Regions from separate parts of the Homo sapiens genome. Here region 2 is linked to region 1. Evidence: read pairs that join two places in POLR2A ChIA-PET (ENCODE). Cell type or tissue: PC-9. All regions are shown on one strand. Each heading gives the region's core, and the rest is flanking DNA. Links, peaks and the distances in the headings are about the cores only.

Region 1 (11,149 bases), core at 1,151-9,150:
ATAGTGCTTTGTGTTTTCTTGAGTCTGTATTTCTCTATTTGGTATCCATTAACTACGGGGTTTAACTCATGGCCAAAGGTATCTGCATCTCCCCCGAGATCCAGAGCCCCCGCTCTGAACCATCTCCTTTATCTCTCTTACACACCAAGCCAACATTTTCTCTGCCCTAAGTCAACCCAGGGCCAGGTACCAGACAACTAGAGGCTGCCACTATATTTCACACCCTGCCAATATTATTCAAACTGACCAGTTGTGAGCTGCATCTCCTGCCCTGTTCTGCCTTTCCCACAGAACACATCATAAGGGCTCTGGCCTAGGTTTTTGCTCACTCCTGCCTCTGTCTCCTGATCACACCTGGGGCTTCCCCACATGCCCCTGCTTCACATTCTGTGCCTCTAATTTCTACCGAAACTGTGAGTGACATTAAACATATTTCAATGGCATTGGCATCTCCCTGTCATTACCTCCATTGATTAAAATCCCATGGGTATAAATGAGACAAATACTTCTTAAGACTTACCTCTCTGCTAAGCTTTGGGTGGTCTAGAATGTGCATGTGCAGACCAGTCTTCATCCAGGAACTTTGGTGGACCCCACGTGGATTTGGGGGGCTCGCACTTCTTCACTGATGCCACACCTAAGGGATTCCAGTTCCATCAAGCCATCCAGAACCTTAGTTCTGCGGAACTGCTGTGCTATACTCAGATCCTTGCTACTTGCACTTCCGTTGGGAAACTGTCCCCAGGCAGAGTCCAAATATCCAGGTGTTCACTCTGTGACTTTACTTTCAGAGATTGATATTTTATCCTGTCTTCGTTCACCACCTGAAAACAGTGGCCTCATTTGGTTCATCCAGTTTTACTGTTGTCAATAGCAGGAAAAGTAGTCTCGTTGAAGTCACTGCCCTTAATGGCTGTAAGTTGGAGAATCCTCAGCTTCATTTTTTTCTGTTTTGAGACAGGGTCTCACTCTGTAGCCCAGGCTAGAATGCAGTGGTGTCATCTCAGCTCACTGCAACCTCTGCCTTCCAAGTTCAAGCCATCCTCCCACCTCAGACTCCCGAGTAGCTGGGACTACAGGCATGTGCCACCATGCCTGGCTAATTTTTTATTTTGTAGAGATGGAGTTTCACCATGTTGCCCAGGAGTTGCTGGTCTCAAACTCCTGGACTCATGTGATCCACCTGTCTTGGCCTCTCAAAGTGTTGGGATTACGGGCGTGAGCCACCGTGCCCAACCTCCTTACCATTTTTGAAGGCTATTTTAGAAAGGTCTTTGTTGGCTGTTATTTTCTTTTACCTCTGTAAAAATATTATTCCACCACTTGAACTTATGAATTCATTCTGCTGGTGTCCATGATCAGCAGACCAGGCTTACAGTTTCAGGAGTCGTGGTTTCACACTACCTCCTGTCTAATGCAAGTCACTACTGTCTTTGTCTTACACCTCCCCATCCCCACTTCAATGAAGATTATTTATTTGGTTCCAGGACCACACCCATTTATTCGTGTGTTTATGTTTATTTGATATGAAACTTCTCCAGATCCCTGGATGGGAGAGAAGCAGAACCAACTAGTGATACTAGTGATATAAGAGGAGTACTGGAAACCAGAAAGAGGGTGGCCTTTCAGGGAAGAGTATTGTGCTTGCAGAGAGGCTGTGTCTTCTCCTTACCCCCAACATAGTCAAGGGAGAGGCAAATAAGACTTGTGTCCTCATTCAGTGCATACTGAGCCCCTGAACTTTGCTGACTTGCTGGTGTGCCGCTGGCGTGAGGGAAAGCACATTGAGGAGGTTGGCTGAGCTGATACACATAGGCAGAGAAAAAAAGAAAAAAAAAAAAACAGGATCATGTCTTTTGAGTTCCTGATTCCTGAGAGTCATGGAAGGTGAATCCCATGCAGGCAAACAAACGCCATCTTGGGATTCTAGAGAGCATCATGAATGGAGGACCGCAGGCTTGTTGGGAGCTGTACTCCACTGGGCAAATATCGCAGACCTCTGGAGAGTATGGTGCCATGCCATCACCTGGGGTCACCTGGTGATTAGGCGATTCAATTTGAGGATGATTAATTTTTCCCCCAAATACAAAACATCGACCAAGAAAAACCCTTCAAAACACTTTGCACACACCCAAAATAGAGTCCAGATGCCCTGATAAGGAGTACTTCAGGCCCACCCATGTAAGAGAGAGGGTGAAGTAGGTACTTCTGGCTCCATGAACTGCCGATGTGCCTCCATGTTTGAGAGGAGCTTTATTTTGACAAAATGTAGGACAGCTGATGAGCCTGTAGATTTGACCCTCTGATGTTGTAAGTGAGGGTGCTTCTCCTTTAAATATCTGTATGGTCATCACTTTTCACCTAAGAGGGGATTGGGCGTTTTGAGCTGGGTGATGGGTAGTTAAGTCAGCAGCTTTCTGGACTCTGCACAATCACACAACCATTAGTAACACCACCAGAAATAAAATTCCTTTTTTTTTTTAGTTATTAAAATACATTTAATGCTTGGTATTGTGAGCATGCAGAAGAAAGAAAATAAGACTACAAAATGAAATAAGGGCTAGAATTTAAAGCCAATGTAAAGGAAATGTTCTAAATTGTGCAAGTGATTAACAGCCAGATGTTCCCCTATGATTCCGAACATGAGTCTCCAGTGCCAAGTTCCAGCCCGAAGTCTGTTGGACTCTCAGAGAAAATGTATAGTAACAAAAGCAGCCAAGACTTGCATGACGTCAGCTCTTATTTCTCCTTGAGTTTTTGTCCCGTGGATGTGAATCACTAAGAACACATGCATTCCTCAAGTTTTAGGAGATAAGGCAAAAAAAAAAAAATCTTAGAGATTTGCTTCAATTCGTATTTGAGCTTCATGGGATGCAAACATAGGAGACTAAAGCAGAAATGAGTATTGCTTCAGTAATCATGAGTCCACCCAGCTTAGTGAACAAAACAAGCGTTACCCTCCTAACCTTCCTGATAACAGGAATGTCTTGTTTGAAGTGTTTGGAGTCAGTGCATTTTACTGGCTGCCATTCAAAATATGTTTCAATTCTTAAAACTGAAACCCTGAACCTGTTCATTCATGTTTATTGCTTTAGTCTAATCTATTGTTTAGATTTTTCCCTATGCATATGGCTCAGAGCATCTTACACAATTTGCTTCAGAATTTTCACATCTATTGCTGTTGACTAAACACTCTAATTAAAGTGCCCAAATATGTACATACAAGAATATTTGTTGCAGAATTTTTAGGGTAAGGCTGAAATATTGCAAACAACCTACATAATTTTCAAAAAGAAGACAAATGAAATAAATTACAATTTATCCATAAAATAGAAATCTAGGCAGCCATGAGAATTATCTGTGATCTGTGGGCTTTTAGGGCTTCAAGGGGGGGATGTATGATATCTTATTTATAAGAAGGGAAAAGTGTGGCATATATGTAGACTTATATGTATTCAACTATACAGAATTTATGGAAAAATACAAACACTACATCTTAAATGCAGTTACCTTTGGGGAGGGTAGGAAGCATGATAAAAATTATCAATGCTCACCATGTAATCTTTACTTCTCAGACTGAACATTTTCATTAGAATACATTTGTTTCTTATCTGTATTATTATTTTAGGTGATATTTGAAAATTGAGTGAGAAAAGTCAGTCAGATGAGAGAGAAGAATACAGAGGGTAGGAAGAGACAGAGCAAATGACCTCAGCAACACAGAATCCAGATGGAGAGAAAATTGGGGGAAAGAGGTGGAAGATTTTGCTCATGGCATTGGCAGTGCCTGGCCTCTGAGGTGGGCTCTAGAACAAAGTCCTCCACTCCCTCTCATGTCTGGGGACATTCAACCATGTGAAAAGGTTTTCCAGGGAGGCATTTTCTCTGACCACCTGTTCTATACAGTACTGATAGGACAGCTTTCCCACGTACTGCCAGCAGCCCCGATCCAGAACTCAGCACTGCCCCTCCAGTCAGAATCAGAGGACCGAGGGGAAACATGCTCTCCTGTCCCTAATCACAAATGAAACTGTCTTTAGCATGAAGATATTCACTTGGTGAGAACTTAAGTCAACTGGACAAAGAGATGTAGGTCTCCAGTGCTCAGAGTGAATGTGTCTTTTGCAAAATCCCGAATGTGATTGCCCTGAGGCTGACATGGGGCCAGAAATGCCTGAGTCATCTCTACCTCTTCCTCTATGAAACCACATAATTGCCTCAGACTGAGCTCCCAATGCATTTAATTGTTTTGATCAAAGTCTTTCCCGGCGGTTCCTCAGAAGGAAGGATTGGGCCTGGAGGCCTACCCAGGGAGGGAGTCAGAGGCCGCCCACAGATGAACAATTCTATCTGTGTGTGCACCACCCTCCTACCAGACTTTGAAACCCTTCAACAAACAAGGGCTTTGGGATCCCCAAAATGAATCCCAAGCCCCTGGTTACAGAATCAACAAAGCGGGATGACAAATAAGGGAAAAGTTCAAATCTGGTAAACGTATCCCACAATTTGCAAGCAAAAAAATTGAGAACTATTTTTTTCAATTCCGCACACAATTAAGCATCATGTTTGCATTCAGTCTTGTTTTATGTTGGATTCCATCATGATGAGATTCGACACTCAGAGCTCGAGGTCTTTAATATCTTAATGTACCCTGTATCCCAGGACCTCAGATTACTGTCTAAGCCACTGCAAGGAAACATCAGCTCTGTCTGCCCTGGTGGGTCTTTCTTCATCTGGAGAGATAAAGAGATTGTTTAAGATTTGTGTTCAGAGACACATGGTGACACATGGTGGCGGAATTGGTTGAAGAGCATCTGTGACAAAAGGTGGAGAGATGGAGAACAGAGCAGGGTCCCCTCTTGGGAGGACCCAGTTATTGAAATTCCTTTTCTGCTGCTCTCTCCCCGCTTCAGCCTGGAGCATGGCAGGGATTCCTACCTGGATCCTTCTTTGATTATGGGGGAAGGTGCAGTCAGAGTTCACACCTGAAACCTTTTGACTCAAAGTCTTTTGATCCAAGGGACCAAAGAATGTTTGTCATCATTGCTGGAAGTGGAGCATAGGAGCAGGTGAATCCACACCTGGGTAAATGGCACTAGGGCTTACTCATGGGCTTATCCATGGAGCAGTTCTCCATGATGTCACAGATCTGGTTTCCACACCTGGGGGCTGGCTGACTGACTCTTTCCTGAGGGATAGATCAGATGTGGGTCCCAGAGAGAAACAAACCTGGCTGCCAACCTGGGGCCCTGTCAGAGCCCCATCCTGCAACCCCACAAATTCCTCCTCCATTCTGCTTGTTCATCACTCTTTCCTCACCTGAAACTCACTCTGAGCCTGAGCACACGTGGATGAGGATGCAGACAAGCCCCTGTGGGAAACGAATGGGGTCGGCAATGAGACTTATGTGCAGTCATCTGTTTCCTGCCTGGGGAATTTTCTAGGCTAGCTTTTGTTCTGGCTAAAGCTCAGCATTACTTTGGGGCTAATTCTTCTGGGATCAGGCTCATCGGGGTAGGGGCACTATTCCTGGGAGCTGGTCTTGGGCTCTCTGGAACCCAGGAAGGTGAAGGCATGCAAGGAAGCTCATAAAAGAGCCAAGATGAGAATCCAGGGAAGGGAGTGAGCTTCCTGGATGGGTGGAGGGCAAACTGGGACTGAGGTGCCACAGAGGCAATGAGGAAAACAGCGAGGGCCTGGGCTGAAAGCGGATGTCCAGATAGTAGTGTTAGGTATAGGCAAAGGTGGATATGCTGGGGCTGGGGTTGGAATTGAGATTGGGATCATCCTTACTAAAGGTTTGGCTTCTGTTTGCTGTGGCTTTGAAGCAGGCACAAGGAGAGTGGATGGGAGAGTGTCAGAGGATCTGAAATGGGGACTACGATTGAAGCTTGAAGCCCCTGTGAGCCTCTGGGAGGTTCTTTTATTGACCACAGCAAGATTGCAGAGTTCCCACTCCCAAATCTCTCCAGTGAGAACCAGATTGGACATGAGGACATGCCCTTGGCTGAAGGAGAGGAGCTGAGATGGTTTTAGGAGTACGATTGGGTGAACATAATTCATGCTTACTTGCTCTTAAATGTTTTCATTCCTCAACTTTAAATTTAAATGGTTGATATAGGTTGAATGTCCTCTCCAAATCTCATGTTGAAATATAATCACCAGTATTGGAGGTGGGGCCTGGCAGGAGGTGTTTGGGTCATGGGGAAGATCCCTCATAGCTTGGTGCTGTCCTCACAATAGTGGGTTCTTGCAAGATCTGGTCATTTAAAAATGTGTGACACTTCCTCTCAGTCTCATTCCCACTCTAGCCATGTGACATGCTTGCTCCTGCTTCACATTCTGCCATGAGTAACAGGTCACTGAGGCCTCACCAGAAGCCAACCAGATGCCAGCACCATGCTTCCTATATAGCCTGAAGAAGCATGAGCCAAATAAGCGTCTTTTCTCTGTAAATTACCTAGCCTTGGGTATTTCCTTATAGCAATGCAAAAGTGGCTTAATACACTGGTCCCTGAAGAAGTATTGGTACTTCTTTGGCTTTGAGTCTGCAGGAAAGTAGAGAGAGCTTTCATGGATGCTGGGAGTTGGGTGTTCCTAGTTATGGTTGCCAGTTTAGCAAATAAAAACATAAGAATGCCCACTTAAATTTGACATTCAGATAATTTAAACATTTTAGTATGTTTTGGGTAACACTTGGGACATACTTACACTAAATATTTCTTTGTTGCTCATCTGAAATTCAAACTTAACTAGAAGTCTTGTATTTTATCTGGCAGCTGGATTCCTTGATATATGGTGTCAAGATGTTTAAAGATCTTTGGCATCAGGCTTTCAAGAAGATGGTAGGTGCTGGCTCCCTGTGGCTTTACAAGCTCACGCTTCACCAGAAATCAAGAGAAAAAATCACCTGGCTGAGAGGGCCATGCTGAGCTAAGTTCCACTTTCAGCCTTAAGGGTCTCTCAGGGGCTACTTTGATGGGATTCTTTGGTTCTCACTTACTTTGCTTCATGGCCGTTTTGACATTCAAACCCACATACCCTCTGCCTGCTCCCAGGATTTTTTTCCAAACTCCTAGCAACTGGTTCCTGGCTGCTTCCATGGATCTTCTGACACATCACATTTTACCCTCTAGAGAGCAGCCCTGAGAAATATATCAATATAGGGCAAGAACTGGAGAGAAACAGATTCTACAGAAAATCCCCTAAGTGAGAAAGAGGCGTAATCATTGTGCTCCACATTTCTGTGGACAATATCCTGGGGCTAAGGCCCGGATTGGAATCTGACTCATTCTTTCTTGGAAAGGCTTTCAGCACATTTGCTTAATATCTGCAGAGGGATCTGTAGCAGCACCCAATAAATAAATGCCAGCCAGGCGCGGTGGCTCAGGCCTGTAATCCTAGCACTTTGGGAGGCCAAGGCAGGCAGATCACAAGGTCAAGAGATTGAGACCAGCCTGGCCAACACGTTGAAACCCCGTCTCTACTAAAAATACAAAAATTAGCTGGGCATGGTGCCATGCACCTGTATTTCCAGCTACTTGGGAGAATCACTTGAACACAGGACGCAGAGGTTGCAGTGAGTGAGATCACGCCGCTGCACTCCAGCCTGGGCGACAGAGCGAGACTCCCTCTCAAAAAAGAAAAGAAAAGAAAAGAAAAGAAAAGCTTCTGCACAGCAAAGGAAACAATCAATGAAGTGAAGAGACAACACACAGAATAAGAAAAATATTTGCAAACCCATATGATGAAAAATTAGTAAAAAAAGAAAAGAAAAGAAAAATTAGTAACCACAATACCTAAGGAGCTCAAACAACTCTATAGGAAAAAAATATAATAATCTGATCAAAAGAATCGGTGAAAGATCTGAATAGACATATATCAAAAGAAGACATACAAATGGCAAACAGGCATATGAAAAGGTGTTCAATATCATTGATCTTCAGAGAAATGCTAATCAAAACTGCAATGAGATATCATCTCACCCCAGTTAAAATGGTTTATATCCTTAAGACAGGCAATAACAAGTGCTGGCAGGGATGTGGAGAAAAGGGAACCCTCATACACTGTTGGTAGGAATGTAAATTAATGCAACCTCTGTGGAAAACGGTTTGAAGATTCCTCAAAAAACTAAAAATAGAGCTACCATATGATCCTACTGCTGGATATATACCCAAAAGAAAGGAAGTTAATATATTGAAGAGATACCTGCACTTCCATATTTGTTGTAGCACTGTTCATAATAGCCAAAATTTGGAAACAACCTAAGTATCTATGGGGTACTTACACAAAATGGAGTACTATTTAGTCATAAAAAGGAATGAGATCCTGCCATTTGCAACAACATGGATAGAACTGGCGGTCATACCAAGTGAAATAAGCCAGACACAGAAAGACAAACATCACCTGTTCTCACTTATTTGTGGGATCTAAAAATCAAAACAATTGAACTCATGGAGATAGAGATTAGAAGGATGGTTACTGGAGGCTGGAAAGGGTATGGGTAGGGGGCGTGGTTAATGGGAAAGTGTATTGAGGGTAGGAGGGATGGTTAATGGGTACAAAAATATAATAAATGAATAAGATCTAGTATTTGATAGCATAGCAGAGTGACTATAGTCAATAATAATTTAATTCTACATTTTTAAATAACCAAGAGTGTAATTGGATTATTTGTAACACAAAGGATAAATGCTTGAGGAGATGGAAACCCCACTTACATGATTATTATGCATTGCATGCTTGTATTAAAACATCTCATGTACCCCATAAATATATACACCTACTATGTACCCACAAATATTAAAATTAAGAATAAATATTTTGGCTTTTCTAGGTCCTGTAACAAGAATCAGCATGTAAACTTCCAGGAAGAAAAAAGCTGTTGGAATTTTTTTTTTTTTTTCAGGTGGAGTCTCGTTCTGTCACCCAGGCTGGAGTACAGTGGTGCTATCTTGGCTCACTGCAACTTCCGCCTCCCGGGTTCAAGCGATTCTCCTGTCTCAGCCTCCCAAGTAGCTGGGATTACAGGCACGTGCCACTATGCCTGCCTACAGACTTTGATTTTGATTGCACCAAATCTATACCTCATTTAAGGAGAATCACTTATTAAAGATATTAAGAAATCCAATCCATGAGCATGGAATAGCTCTGTTTATTTCAAAATTCTTGAATTTATTGCAGCAATGTTTTGTAACTGTCAGTGTTAAGATCTTGTACACTTTTATTAGATTTATTCCCAAGTATGGGTCTTTCCTGACCCATCTTATTTAATTGAATTTGGTTTACTTCCACTCAGTGCCTCAATTTGGCTATTGATGTTGAAGTCAATAAATATGGAGCATCTCCTCTGCGCAGGGCTCTGTGCTAGATGCAGAGTGTATGGCAAGACATTTCTATTGTAGTGCAGGACATGAAATGGACATTGAAAGGATAATTATTGAAATACCATCTCTTTTAAAGTGCATGTAGGGAAAGTAAAGATTTCAAATGGGAGTTGATAAAAGGGAACCTTGACAAAATCTGGGGAGTGAGTGAGTGAATGCTTCTGAGGAAGTGCTCTTTGAACTGAGTTAGTGATGACATAAAAGAGGACAGAGGGATCGTGTATGTGTGTGTGTGTGTGTGTGTGTGTGTGTGTGCATGCGTGTGTGTTCTAAATGTTCTTTTGAATAGAGAAAAGGGAGGCTTTGGTGATAGCTCTGGAGGGCATCTGTAATGATTGCAATGAATTTAAATAATAGAGTAAGTGCCCCATCACTCCGTGCCAATTCAGGGTTTATATTCACTTTGCTGAACTACTAGCTCCAAGCTCTTTCTACCACAATAAAAATAATCATACATGAGTAAAGGTCGTTCTTAATTAAAGGCAAGGACGCTTGACCGAACTTGGGTTCAAGGCCCATCTTAGGCAGATTAGAATCCTTCCTAAGACTTAAGAGGATGGAGGCCCCTCTCAGTAAAGTCCCTCTCTATGTGCTAAGAACAGGTTTGGCACTACAGGATGTTAAGTGCTATTCTCTTTGGATTAATCTGCCTTGCACTCTTTGCTGATGGCTGTGGGTGACAGGATTAGGCATGTACAGGATCATGGGACAATAGGACATGGGGAACTTTTCTTCTCCCCAAAGGGGGAAACTTGAGAGCTGATGGGACTGCTGGAAAAGATTCCTTCGCAACCAAGAAGGGGCGGCCTAAACTTTTGATTCAGTGTGGCTGCAATGGGTGAGTCTTTCTCTGGCCTCCCTGAGTTCTTTGCCTTCCCTACCCTGCCACAGGCAATGCTTTTCTCCCTTTCTCTCCTTTCTCTTTTCTCTCTTTTCTGTTACTCAGGACAACTGTCTGCTCCTTCATCTTGCCCAGAGACCACATGTTGAAAGATGTCCTTGGGAGCTTAACCTTGTAACGATGTGGCAGTACTTTCTCCTGGCTCTACCTTCCAGGGAACATGAATTTAGGGGTTCATATCACAGTTAACTCTAAAAACTATCTTGAGCACTTAAAAGCCTGTGCAAGCTCAAAATTGGCTGCTCTAGGCTCCTTCTGGGAAAAGCAGCAGAAACTGCTCAGTGCTGTAGCTCAGTAGGTAAGGCTGTGCCATTCTCCAATGGTGTCCTGGGTTCAATCCTGGCTTAGGGAATCAGTGCTTTCTGGTTTATATCTGTGTGACCTTCATCATTTGTTGATTCTTTTCCCCTCCACCAACCATCTTGAATTTTCCTTTCTCGGAGCATTTGGAAGGTTTTCCTTTGGTAAAGTTCAAAAGCCAGAAATATTGGCAGTTTGGCCTGGCTAAAGTTGGGTAATAAGAAATTTTAAAGGATTTTTTAAGAGCACTATGGTTAAAAGTCAGCTTTTTCAAGCTCTAGCATCATGGAACTCCTTGGGAAAAACAGGAAGTGCTACAGACCACGTTTTGGGAAAAACCTGTTTTCCTCATGAAACCCTAGGAATTAAAAGTGGATAGATTCCTCTCAAAATCGAAGACTCTGTTCTGTTTCGCATTGTGTTATGTGATGGTTTTGATTTGGGGGAATATCAGAAATTACTTTGCATTATGAGAGAACTCTGGTGTGTAATAACTAGATAGGAAATATACTTTGGTAAATAACTAATGGCAGTGGTTTGGGAATATATGGCGCTTTGCTTT
Region 2 (11,149 bases), core at 1,975-9,974, 210 kb after region 1:
CCTGAACTCCTGGCCTCAAGCCATCCTCCCACCTAGACCTACCAAAATGCTGGGTTTACAATTGTGAGCCACTATACCCGTCCTATTTTTGTTTTCTTTCCTTTCTTTGTTTTTGTTTTGTTTTATTTTTGAGACAGAGTCTTGCTCTGTCATCCAGGCTGGAGTGCAGTGGCGCAATCTCGGCTCGCTGCAACGTCTGCCTCCCAGGCTCAGGTAATTCTCATGCCTCAGCCTCCCAAGTAGCTGGGATTACAGGCATCCATCTCCATGCCCAAGTAATTTTTTTGTATTTTTAGCAGAGACTGGGTTTTGCCATGTTGGCCAGGCTGGTCTTGAACTCCTGGCCTCAAGTGATCTGTCCACTTTGGCCTCCCAAAGTGCTGGGATTACAGGAGTGAGCCACCACACCATGCCCTTTTTTTTTTTTTTTTTTAAAGACTTGTCAAGTGCAGTAGTGAGAAAGGGGGAAAAAGTAGAACAAGTATAGCTATTAGGATTCAAGAGTGAAAGGGCAGGAATACTGAACCCAGTGATTGGGGAGGCCGTTTGGCAGTAGTGTTCACTCATTCAGCAGATGTTTATTGAGCTCCTGCTAGGTGCCAAGCACTCTTCCGTGCTGGGAATATAAAAAGTGAAGGAACAAAATCCCTGTTCTAGGCCGGGGGCGATGGCTGAGACTTGTGATCCCAAGCACTTTGGGAGGCCAAGGAGGGTGGATTGCTTGAGTGCAGGAGTTCAAGACCAGCCTGGGCAACATGGCGAAACTCTGCTTCTACCAAAAAATGATTTCAAATAAATAAATCACTGTCCTCGTGGAACTTATAAATATGTAGTGTGTGATGATGATAAATGCTATGGAGAAAAAGCAACACAGATGGGGATCGAGAGGAAGTTAAAATTTGAAATATGGTCGTCGGCCGGGCGCGGTGGCTCATGCCTGTAATCCCAGCACTTTGGGAGGCCAAGGCGGGCGAATCACCTGAGGTCGGGAGTTCGAGATCAGCCTGACCAACATGGAGAAACCCCGTCTCTACTAAAAATACAAAATTAGCCAGGCGTGGTGGCACATGCCTGTAATCCCAGCTACTAGGGAGGCTGAGGCAGGAGAATCGCTTGAACTTGGGAGGCAGAGGTTGCTGTGAGCTGAGATCACGCCATTGCACTCCAGCCTGGGCAATAAGAGGGAAACTCCGTCTCAAAAAAAAAAGAAACATAGTCGTCAGGGAAGACCTTACTGCAGAGACATGTGAGTGGAGACCTGAAGGAAATGAAGAGGGAAGGAGTTGTGCTGATATCTAGGAGGAGGAATATTCCAGGCAGACGGAAGAGAGGCACAAAGTCTTTGAGGAAGGGGCATGTTGGGCATGTTCACAGGACAGCGAGGAGGCCAGAGTGGGTGGAGCAAAGAGCCCAGGGGGAGAGGCAGTCAGAGGAAGAACAGGCCAGATGCCATAAAATCTTGTAGGCCTTGATGGGGACATTGGCCCTGACCCTGAGCAAGATAGGGGGTGACAGGCAGCAGGGAAACTAGGGAGGAGGCTGTGGCTCGTCATTCATTGAGGAGACCCCTATCATGTGATACTACTGTGAATAGCTATTGGGTAGTTCCTTTTAAAAAACGTGTCATTTTCGGCTGGGCGCTGTGGCTCACACCTGTAATCCCAGCAATTTGGGAGGCCAAGGTGGGCAGATCACCTGAGGTCAGGAGTTCGAGACCAGCCTGACCAACATGGTAAAACTTCGTCTCTACTAAAAATACAAAAATTAGCTGGATGTGGTGGCACATACCTGTAATCCCAGCTACTTGGGAGATGAGGCAGGAGAATTGCTTGAACCTGGGAGGGTGGAGGTTGCGGTGAGCTGAGATTGTGCCATTACACTCCAGCCTGGGAAACAAGAGTGAAATTCCATCTAAAAAAAAAAAAAAAAAAGTATTTTCGGCTGGTTGCGGTGGCTCACGCCTGTAATCCCAGCACTTTGGGAGGCCAAGGCGGGCGGATCACGAGGTCAGGAGATCGAGACCATCCTGGCTAACATGGTGAAACCCCGTCTCTACTAAAAATACAAAAAATTAGCCGGGCGTGGTGGCAGGCGCCTGTAGTCCCAGCTACTGGGGAGGCTGAGGCAGGAGAATGGTGTGAACCCAGGAGGCGGAGCTTGCAGTGAGCCACGATCACGCCACTGCACTCCAGCCTGGGCGACAGTGCAAGACTCCATCTCAAAAAAAGAAAAAAGTATCATTTTCACCGTCCTCAGATTATTGTTTTTTTGGCATGTTTGTTTGTTTAGTGTGTGTTTTTTTTTTTTTTTTTTTTTTTTTGAGACAGAGTCTCACTCTGTCGCCCAGGCTCGAGTACAGTGTTGTGATCTCAGCTCACTGCAAGTTCCGCTTCCCGGGTTCATGCCATTCTCCTGCCTCAGCCTCCCGAGTAGCTGGGAATACAGGCGCCCGCCACCATGCCCGGCATATTTTTTTGTATTTTTAGAAGAGACGGGGTTTCACCTTGTTAGCCAGGATGGTCTCGATCTCCTGACCTCCGTGATCCGTCCGCCTTGGCCTCCCAAAGTGCTGGGATTACACGTGTGAGCCACCGCACCCAGCCTTGTTTTGTTTTTAAGACAGTCTCATTCTCGTCCAGGCTGGAGTGCAGTGGCGTGATCTCAGCTCACTGCAGCCTCTGCCTCCCAGGTTCAAGTGATTCTCCCACCTCAGCCTCCCAAGTAGGTGGGATTATAGGTATGCGCCACCATGCCTGTCTAATTTGTATGTTTTTAGTAGGGAACAGTGTTTCTCCATGTTGGCCAGTCTGGTCTCGAACTCCTGACCTCAGGTGTTCTGCCTACCTCAGCCTCCCAAGGTGCTGGGATTACAGATGTGAGCCACTGCACCTGGCCTGTTTGTTTCTGAGACAGGGTGTTGCTCTGTCCGCAGGCTGGAATGCAGTGGTAGGGATCACAGCTCACTGCATCCTCCACCTCCTGAGCTCAATTGATCCTCCCACCTTAGCCTCCCAAAATCCTGGGATTACAGGCGTGAGCTGGCCAAATTATTATTAATTATCATAATTGTTGTTAGCAGTTTATGCAGTAGCCTTCAGATCTTTTCCCATGTACATAAAAATAATAGTATACTTAGCCAATGTTTACTGTATATACTAACTCATTTAATCCTCAAAATAGTCTTGGGAGGTAAGCCCTGTTACTATCCCTGTTTCCTAGAAGAGGAAACTGAGAGCCAGAGAAGTTAAATGTCTTGCCTCAGGTCATTCTGCGTATACATAAACACATACTTGACAAAAATGGCTTGAACTGCATGTATTGTCCTCTGATGCAACAGGCTGTCAGGGACCTCTTTTCAGGATAATATACTGAGATTCACCTTTTTTTTTTGAGATGGAGTCTGTCTTTATGTCCCAGACTGGAGTGCAGTGGCATGATCTCGGCTCACTGCAACCTCCGCCTCCTGGGTTCAAGCGATTCTTCTGCCTCAGCCTCCTGAGTAGCTGGGATTATAGGCTCAGCTAACTGTTGTATTTTTACTAGAGATGGGGTTTCACCATGTTGGCCAGGCTGGTCTCAAACTCCTAACCTCAGACGATCCACCCGTTTCGGCCTCCCAAAGTGTTGGGATTACAGGCGTGAGCCACCGCGCCCGGCTTCACCAATTTTTTTTACCCTGTTTCCTCTGCTGGTTTTTGGTTTATCCTTTCAGATTTTTTTCCTTTTTTAACATATATATTTTTTCCCCTTTCTTTTTTTTGAGTCAAGTTCTCACTCTGCTGCCCAGGCTGGAGGGCAGTGGCCCGATCTTGGCTCACTACAGCCTCTGCCTTCACCTCCCTGAGTAGCTGGGACTACCAGGCACGCCACCATGCCCAGCTAATTTTTATATTTTCTGTAGAGATAGGGTTACACCATGTTGCCCAGGCTGCTCTCCGACTCCTAGGCTCAAGCGATCTGCCTGCCTCAGCCTCCCAAAGTGTTGGGAGTACAGGCATGAGCCACTGCACCTGGCCTCATTTTTCTTTTTTTTTTGTAAAACAGAAACATACAGTCAACACTGTCTTCAGCTTTGCTTGTTTTCACTTAATGTATGCACTCTCTATCAGTGTCTAGAGATTGTTCTCATTTTTTTGTTTTTTTCTTCCTTTCTTGTTACAGTTCCATAGTCTTTTTCCTTTATTTATATTTATATGTTTTTCACTTACTTTCACAGGTGTTGAAGCCCCATGGCCTTTGATTATGTATGAACTTTTTTTCAGCCAGTCTCCCTATTTGAGAACACTTGAGTTGCTTCTAGTCTTTTGCTATTATGAATAGTTGTGTAATTGACATATACTGCTACGTTAATCATTCCATAATTTTGCCTGTGTGACTGTGATGGATGCCTGAAAGCCCCCTTCCTCCCTTTTAAAAACAGCTTCATGATATTCCAGAGAGTGGCTGAAACATAATTATTGAAGCAGGCCTTTTGTGATGTATTGAGTGCCTACTATGTGCCGGACTCTGTGCCTGATATTCCTCAGAGCTGTGTTTTTAAAAGTTTACTCTGGGCCAGGCACTGTGGTTCACGCCTGTAATCCCTGCACTTTGGGAGGCCGAGGCAGGTGGAACACCTGAGGTCAGGAGTTTGACACCAGCCTGGCCAACATGGTGAAACCCTGTCTCTACTGAAAATACAAAAATTAGCTGGGCATGGTGGCATGTGCCCGTAATCCCAGTTACTTGGGAGGCTGAGGCAGGAGAATCACTTGAACCTGGGAGGCAGAGGTTGCAGTGAGCTGAGATCGCACCACCACACTCCAACCTGGGTGACAGAGCAAGACTTCATCTCAAAAAAAAAAAAAAAAGAAAGTTTGCTGTGGTGCCCAGTCCAAAGCATATCCCAGATGGAGAGAGGGGACACACGGAGACCTGCAAGGTGGCTGTTGCACGTTCATGTGGCCCATCGTTCAGCAGCTGTTTGTGGTTGGCCCACTTGAGGCTGAGACTTCTGGCTCTGCCTTGGGAGATGTCAGTCTCCCCCAAGTTACAGGCCCCGTGCACATATCCATAAGCCAGAGACAGACCCTGGAGGGGAGAGGGACTTGAGAAGGCCTGACTGGGGAGGAACAGCCTGGGAAGGAGGCTTGGGCCCTTTGTAGGTGTTCGGGTGACAATCCAGCCCAGCCCATCCGCTGGTTCCCTGAGCTTGATCCATCCTCTTCTTTCCTGGGGACAAGCTGACAGCAGCCATGGCGAGCGGCAGTGGAGACAGCGTCACCCGTCGGAGCGTGGCATCACAGTTTTTCACTCAAGAGGAGGGGCCGGGCATCGATGGCATGACCACCTCAGAGAGGGTGAGCGTGGCGGGTAGGGCTTGGAGTGAGGAAGCATAGCCCCTGGCTTTGGCAATCCCTGTTTAGGTGGCAGAGCCCTGGGAGTGCCGAGGGGGCTGCACTGGGCTGGACTGGGCTGGCACTATCCCCTGCCACTCCCCCTCCTTCCAGGTGGTGGATCTTCTGAACCAGGCGGCGCTGATCACCAATGACTCAAAGATCACAGTGCTCAAACAGGTGAGGGCCCGGGGGGCATCCTGGGCTGAGCAGGTGAAAGGGAGGAGGCTGGGAACCTGAGAAAGACACTTGCAGTAACACCAGTGTCCACATTTACACACTCAGTGTGTGCCGGCCACAGTGCTCAGTGCAGGCCTCTGCTCTTCTAGTTCTCATGAAAGCTCTGTAAGGCAGGGTAGTTTCATCCCTGTTTTATACAGAAAGAAGCAGACCCCGGGGCTTAAATTATTAGCCCAGGGTCACTCTGCTGGGAGCTGGCTGAACTAGTAATTGAATCCTGGATTCCAGCTCCAAATCCTACACTCTTCATCATTGCATTTCTTCTCTGCCAGTGTCCAGTCCAGTGGGGCAGACATTCCTGTCACCAGGCAATGATGACCCAGTGTGGGCAGGGCTGGGATGGAGAAGGGAGCCCAGGGGGGCTCTGGGAGCCCAGAGGGAGCTCCTGACCCAGCCTAGGGATGGGGAGTCAGGGAGGACTTTTGAACCAAGCCATGGAGGATAAAAGGAGAGAAGTGTACCAAATGAGAGAGGCAGAGCATCTCTTTTTTTTTTTTTTTTGAGGCAGAGTCTTGCTCTGTTGCCCAGGCTGGAGTGCCATGGCACGATCCTGGCTCTCACTGCAACTCCTGCCTCAGCCTCTTGAGTAGCTGAGATTACAGGCACCTGCCACCATGCCTGGCTAATTTTTGTATTTTTAGTAGAGACGCGTTTCACCATGTTGACCAGGCTGGTCTCAAACTCGTGAGCTCAAGTGGTCCACCCTCCTTGGCCCCCGCAAACTGCTGGGATTACAGGCACGAGCCACCGTGCCCAGCCAAGAGAGGGAGAGCATGTCAAGCTGAGGGCACAGAAGTGTGTGCAAAGGCAGAAGACGACATGGGACACTTGGGCTGGGCATGGTTCAGAGCAGGAGGCAGTTGGAGTTCAGAGACTGGCAGGGTTAGCATTCCTGTGTGAGAACCCGTTCGGCTCCTTCATCAGCCTGTAGCCTTGTGGAGTAGCCCCACCTCCGAGGTGGAGTGGATGCACCTGGTGCCTCCCCCATGGGTGGTCATGAGGCCGTTTAGCAATAGTAGCTTGAGTTGTAGCAGCCAGGTCCTGTGCCAGCTCTTTGCTTATTGGAGGATGTCCATGGGAAGGGCTTACTCCAAAGAGCCTGGCAGGCACAAGGGCTTCAGGAATTGGGTTCTCACTGTGAAGATGTTTGCTGAATCATGGCAATGTGAAGTAGGGAGCAGAAGCAGAAGGAGAGTGGGGAGAACTGATGGACAGGTGAATGGAGGCCAAACCTCAGGAAGGCCTGAGCCTTGGGGCACTTTCCTCTTTTTTTCAGCCCCCTCCTGTGTCATGTCCTCACTATCTACCAGGACCTGTGCCTTGTAGGATCTCATTGTAGCCTCCTAACATCCCTTTTGAGTTGATGTTTAAGAGTCTCATTTTATAGAAGAGCAAACTGAGGTTCAGAGACCATGCCCAGAGCATAGCACCCTTGGTAGGGAGAAGCAGAGCCAGGCATTGAAATGAGTGTATCTGCTGCCTAGCCCTCTGCTGTCTTCCCCTCTACTCTCCTGTCTGCATTGATTGGCCCCTCGTTTTATATGGGTATTCCTCCTCCCCACCCCCAATCTCCTTCCAGGTCCAGGAGCTGATCATCAACAAAGACCCCACACTACTGGACAACTTCCTGGATGTGAGTGACTGACAGAAGAGAAAGGGGTGTGGTGTAGGGGAAAGGGGATGTGGATCCTTGTGTAGCCCTGATCCACTTTCTCTCTAACATTGGCAGGAGATCATCGCATTCCAAGCAGACAAGTCAATCGAAGTGCGAAAATTTGTCATCGGCTTCATCGAGGAGGCATGGTATGGGGCGAGGCACGGAGCCCCGGGAGCATTCTCACTGGTGGCAGCCTTCAGCTCGTGGCCTGGCCTGGAGGCCACCACTGAGAGGCCTGCCCTCTGCTTCCCAGACCCTTTCTCTCTCTCATACACACTGATTCCCCAGCAAATACTTAATAAGATGGAAACCCTGGGGTCATCTGTGATTCCTCTGCTTCTTCCACACTTCACATCTACATTATCACTAAGGACTGTGGGCTCCACTTTGAGAATATCTGTAGCATCTGACCGTTTGTCAATCACTTCCTCTGCCACTATGCAGGCCCAAGCCACCCTTTCCTCCTACCTGATGACTTCAGTGGTCTCTCTCTGGCTCCCTTCTTTTTCTTTTTAGTTAAATTGAAATTCATATAACAAAATTAGCTTTTTTTTTTAATCTTTTGTTTGTTTGTTTGTTTTGAGACGGAGTCTCGCTCAACTGTTGTCCAGGCTTGAGTGCAGTGGCGCAATCTCGGCTCACTGCAACCTCCGACTTCCGGGTTCAAGCTATTCTCCTGCCTCAGCCTCCCAAGTAGCTGGGATTACAGGCATGCGCCACCACATCCGGCTTATTTTTGTATTTTTAGTAGAGAAGGGGTTTTGCAATGTTGGCCAGGCTGGTCTCAAACTCCTGACCTCAGGTGATCTGCCCGCCTTGGCCTCCCAAAGTGTTGGGATTACAGGTGTGAGTCACTGTGCCTGGCCTTTTTTTTTTTTTTGAGACTGAGTTTTGCTCTGTTGTCCAGGCTGGAGTACAGTGGCGCAATCTTGGCTCATTACAACCTCCACCTCCCAGGCTCAAGAGATTCTTGTGCCTCAGCCTCCTTGAATAGCTGGGATTACAGGTGCGTGCCACCATGCCTGGCTAATTTTTGTATTTTTAGTAGAGATGGGGTTTCTGCCATGTTGGCCAGGCCAGTCTTGAACTCCTGACCTCAAGTGATTGGCCCACCTTGGCCTCCCAAAGTGCGGGGATTACAGGCATGAGCCACGACGCCCAGCAAAAATCAGCTATTTTAAAGTGAACAAGTGAGTGGCATTTAGCACGTTCACAATCTCGTTCCAGGGCATTTCATCCCCCAAAGAGGAATCACCGCACTCATTTCCCGCTTCCACTCTTGCACTCAGCAGCCAGAGTGACGCTGTTAAATGTAAATCAGTCTTGGCACACCCCTGCTCTCAGACCCCAGCTGGCTCATCAGCTTACTTAGGTGGAAACCCAAACTCTCACTTCGGCTTCATCTCACTTCTGATCCTCTCTGTCTCCCCTGCTCCTCAGAAGTCACAGTTGGATTTCGCAGCCTGTCTGCTTGCTGTTCCTGCTAGGGGCCCTCGTCCCCAGGTTGCCACCTGGCTCTCCCCTCCCTTCCCTCAGGTCTCTTCCTCAGAAATTCCTTCCTGCCCGCTCCCATGCAGCCCCATGTCTCAGGCACCCCACCTTCACTGTTCTTTACAGTGTTCCTCACTCATTGAAATAACCTTGATTCTTCCCGCAAAATATCAGCTCTGTGAGGACGGGGCTTGACTTTTTCTGTCTTGCTGGCCACTTTGTCCCCAGTACCTGCCTGGAGCAGTGTTGTCACCTAGTAGGGGCTGACTACGTATTTGTTGCACACGTGAATGAGTTGAACATAACAGTCACCACATGGAACACGTACTGTGCCCTGCGCTGTGTCAGGTCCTTTCCCGTGTTATCTCCGTAATTATGGCAGCCTCGATGGATACTGTGGTTATCCTCTTTTTACAGAAAGGGAAACAGGCTCAGAATGGTCAAGTGACTTGTTCAAGCTGGTCACTTGCTCATTTGTTTATTAAAGCTTTACTGGATGCTTTGTGACTGGGAGGAAGTAGACTAGCTACTGTGTATTAAATATTTGTTTGTAAGGCACTGTATTAAATGCTTGAGCAGCTTCATTATTCGTAATACTATGGATCAGTTGTTTGACCCTTTAACTGAAGAGAAAACAGTCTCAGAGAGGTGAAGTGAATTTTCTTAAGGTCACACAGCCAGAATGTGGCAAGGCTGGGATTTTATTTATTTATTATTTTTTTGAGATGGAATCTCACTCTGTCGGCCAGACTGGGGTGCAGTGGTGCAATCTCGGCTGACTACAACCTCTGCCTCCTGAGTCAAGTGATTGTCCTCCCTCAGCCCCCCCGAGTATCTGGGATTACAGGTGCCTGCCACCACACCCAGCTAATTTTGTTTTCTGTTGTTGTTTTTTTTTGTTTTTGTTTTTGTTTTTGTTTTGAGATGGAGTTTCGCTCTTGTTGCCCAGGCTGGAGTGCAATGGTGCGATCTCGGCTAACTGCAACCTCCACCACACAGGTTCAAGTGATTCTCCTGCCTCAGCCTCCCAAGTAGCTGGAGTTACAGGTGCCCGCCACCATGCCCGGCCAATTTTGTATTTTTAGTAGAGATGGGGTTTCACCACGTTGGTCAAGCTGGTCTCAAACTCCTGACCTCAGGTGACCCACCTGCCTCAGCCTCCCAAAGTGCTGGGATTACAGGCGTGAGCCACTGCGCCTGGCCAAGGCTGGGATTTTAACTCATGTCTGCAATGCCAGAACCCAAATATCCTATCTCCCCATTTACTGGGAGAATTTGTGGTAAATTTTCTGAATTTGTAAAAAGTCCATTCAGCAAATACATACCATGTGACTGCTGTCGTACCAGGCATCCATGTTAGGCTGTAGTATAGCAGTGAGCAAAAACGTATTATTCCTGCCTTCATGTAGCTGACAGCTAAGTTTCATATTTTTTGACTGATTTAATTAATATTTCAGATTGTAATGTATGCTGTGAAAATTCTGTGCTGAGCTCCTATTTATTCATTGAACATTTGTTGGAGGCCCTTCATTTTTTTCTTCAATGAAAATGACCCTGCTGGGGTTATTGCCAAGCTAGGAAAGGGTCCCTACTTTTTGAGCCCTCAGACTGAGGCAAGCAAAACTAGTGATTACAGAAAACAAAGTGCTTTAAAGTAGCAATGGCTGGTGTTTACCGAATGCTTTTTGGTGTTTACTGAATGCTTTCTGCATGTCAGGCACTCTTCTAAGCACTTTACAAGTATTGTTGCAATTTTCCCAAAAAATTGCATAAACAATTGGATAGATACTATTATTCTAAATGAGGTGAAGTCGCTTGTCCAAATTCACACAGTTGTCTGCCCCTACTGTCCCTTATGTGAACAGCAGGGCCCTGAGAGAGCAAAGGAGTTGGTGTTACAGGACCAGTCTAGATAGAGGGTTCAGGGGCGGCTCAGTCTGGAGGCACCAAGCACTGTTCCCAGCTTCTGGATGTGCCATTCCGGTCCCCTGAGACAGGTCCCTGATTTCCCTTCCCTCCTGGACCTCAGGCTCCTCCTACTTGCTCTAAGACCACACCTTGACCTCGCCCCTTTTTTCTCCATCCCTCAGCAAGCGAGACATTGAGTTGCTGCTGAAACTCATTGCAAACCTCAACATGCTCTTGAGGGACGAGAATGTGAACGTGGTGAAGAAGGCTATCCTCACCATGACCCAGCTCTACAAGGTGGCCCTGCAGGTGAGAGCGCCCTCCCCACCCAGGGCCATCCTGCCTGATATGTCTCGTTGACAAACTAATATGTTGGGGTTCAAAACCAGCATCCGAGCATACTCTTTATGGGCAAGATGTGCCACTGGTCTGTGGGAACAGATAACATGGAGAGCTAACGTTGTCTCCTAGGTCAGGA

Evidence for each region. Peaks named below come from ENCODE experiments on the same cell type or tissue, not always from the same donor. Only the 100,000 strongest peaks of a DNase experiment are listed, where the experiment ranks them.
Region 2: POLR2A ChIA-PET joins it to region 1 with 7 read pairs; 2 of 35 experiments call an interaction of 5 or more read pairs at or near these places.

Annotation. Positions count from the first base shown.
Region 1 is chr19:46,061,828-46,072,976 of GRCh38, reverse strand. It overlaps a transcript of IGFL4 not described here. Among named protein-coding and RNA genes, the nearest start is that of IGFL4, 26 kb to the right of the region's middle. In PC-9, for the core only: a CTCF peak has its summit at 4,535; DNase peaks (open chromatin) are centred at 2,866, 4,236, 5,066 and 7,286; H3K4me3 peaks cover 1,140 bases; H3K27ac peaks cover 4,438 bases.
Region 2 is chr19:45,848,581-45,859,729 of GRCh38, reverse strand. It overlaps SYMPK (symplekin scaffold protein), which reads left to right. Exons shown (of 27, transcript NM_004819.3): 2 at 5,223-5,339; 3 at 5,490-5,555; 4 at 7,195-7,248; 5 at 7,345-7,418; 6 at 10,854-10,980. The coding sequence starts at 5,235. Among named protein-coding and RNA genes, the nearest start is that of SYMPK, 9.0 kb to the left of the region's middle. In PC-9, for the core only: no CTCF peak of the experiment used is centred there; no DNase peak of the experiment used is centred there.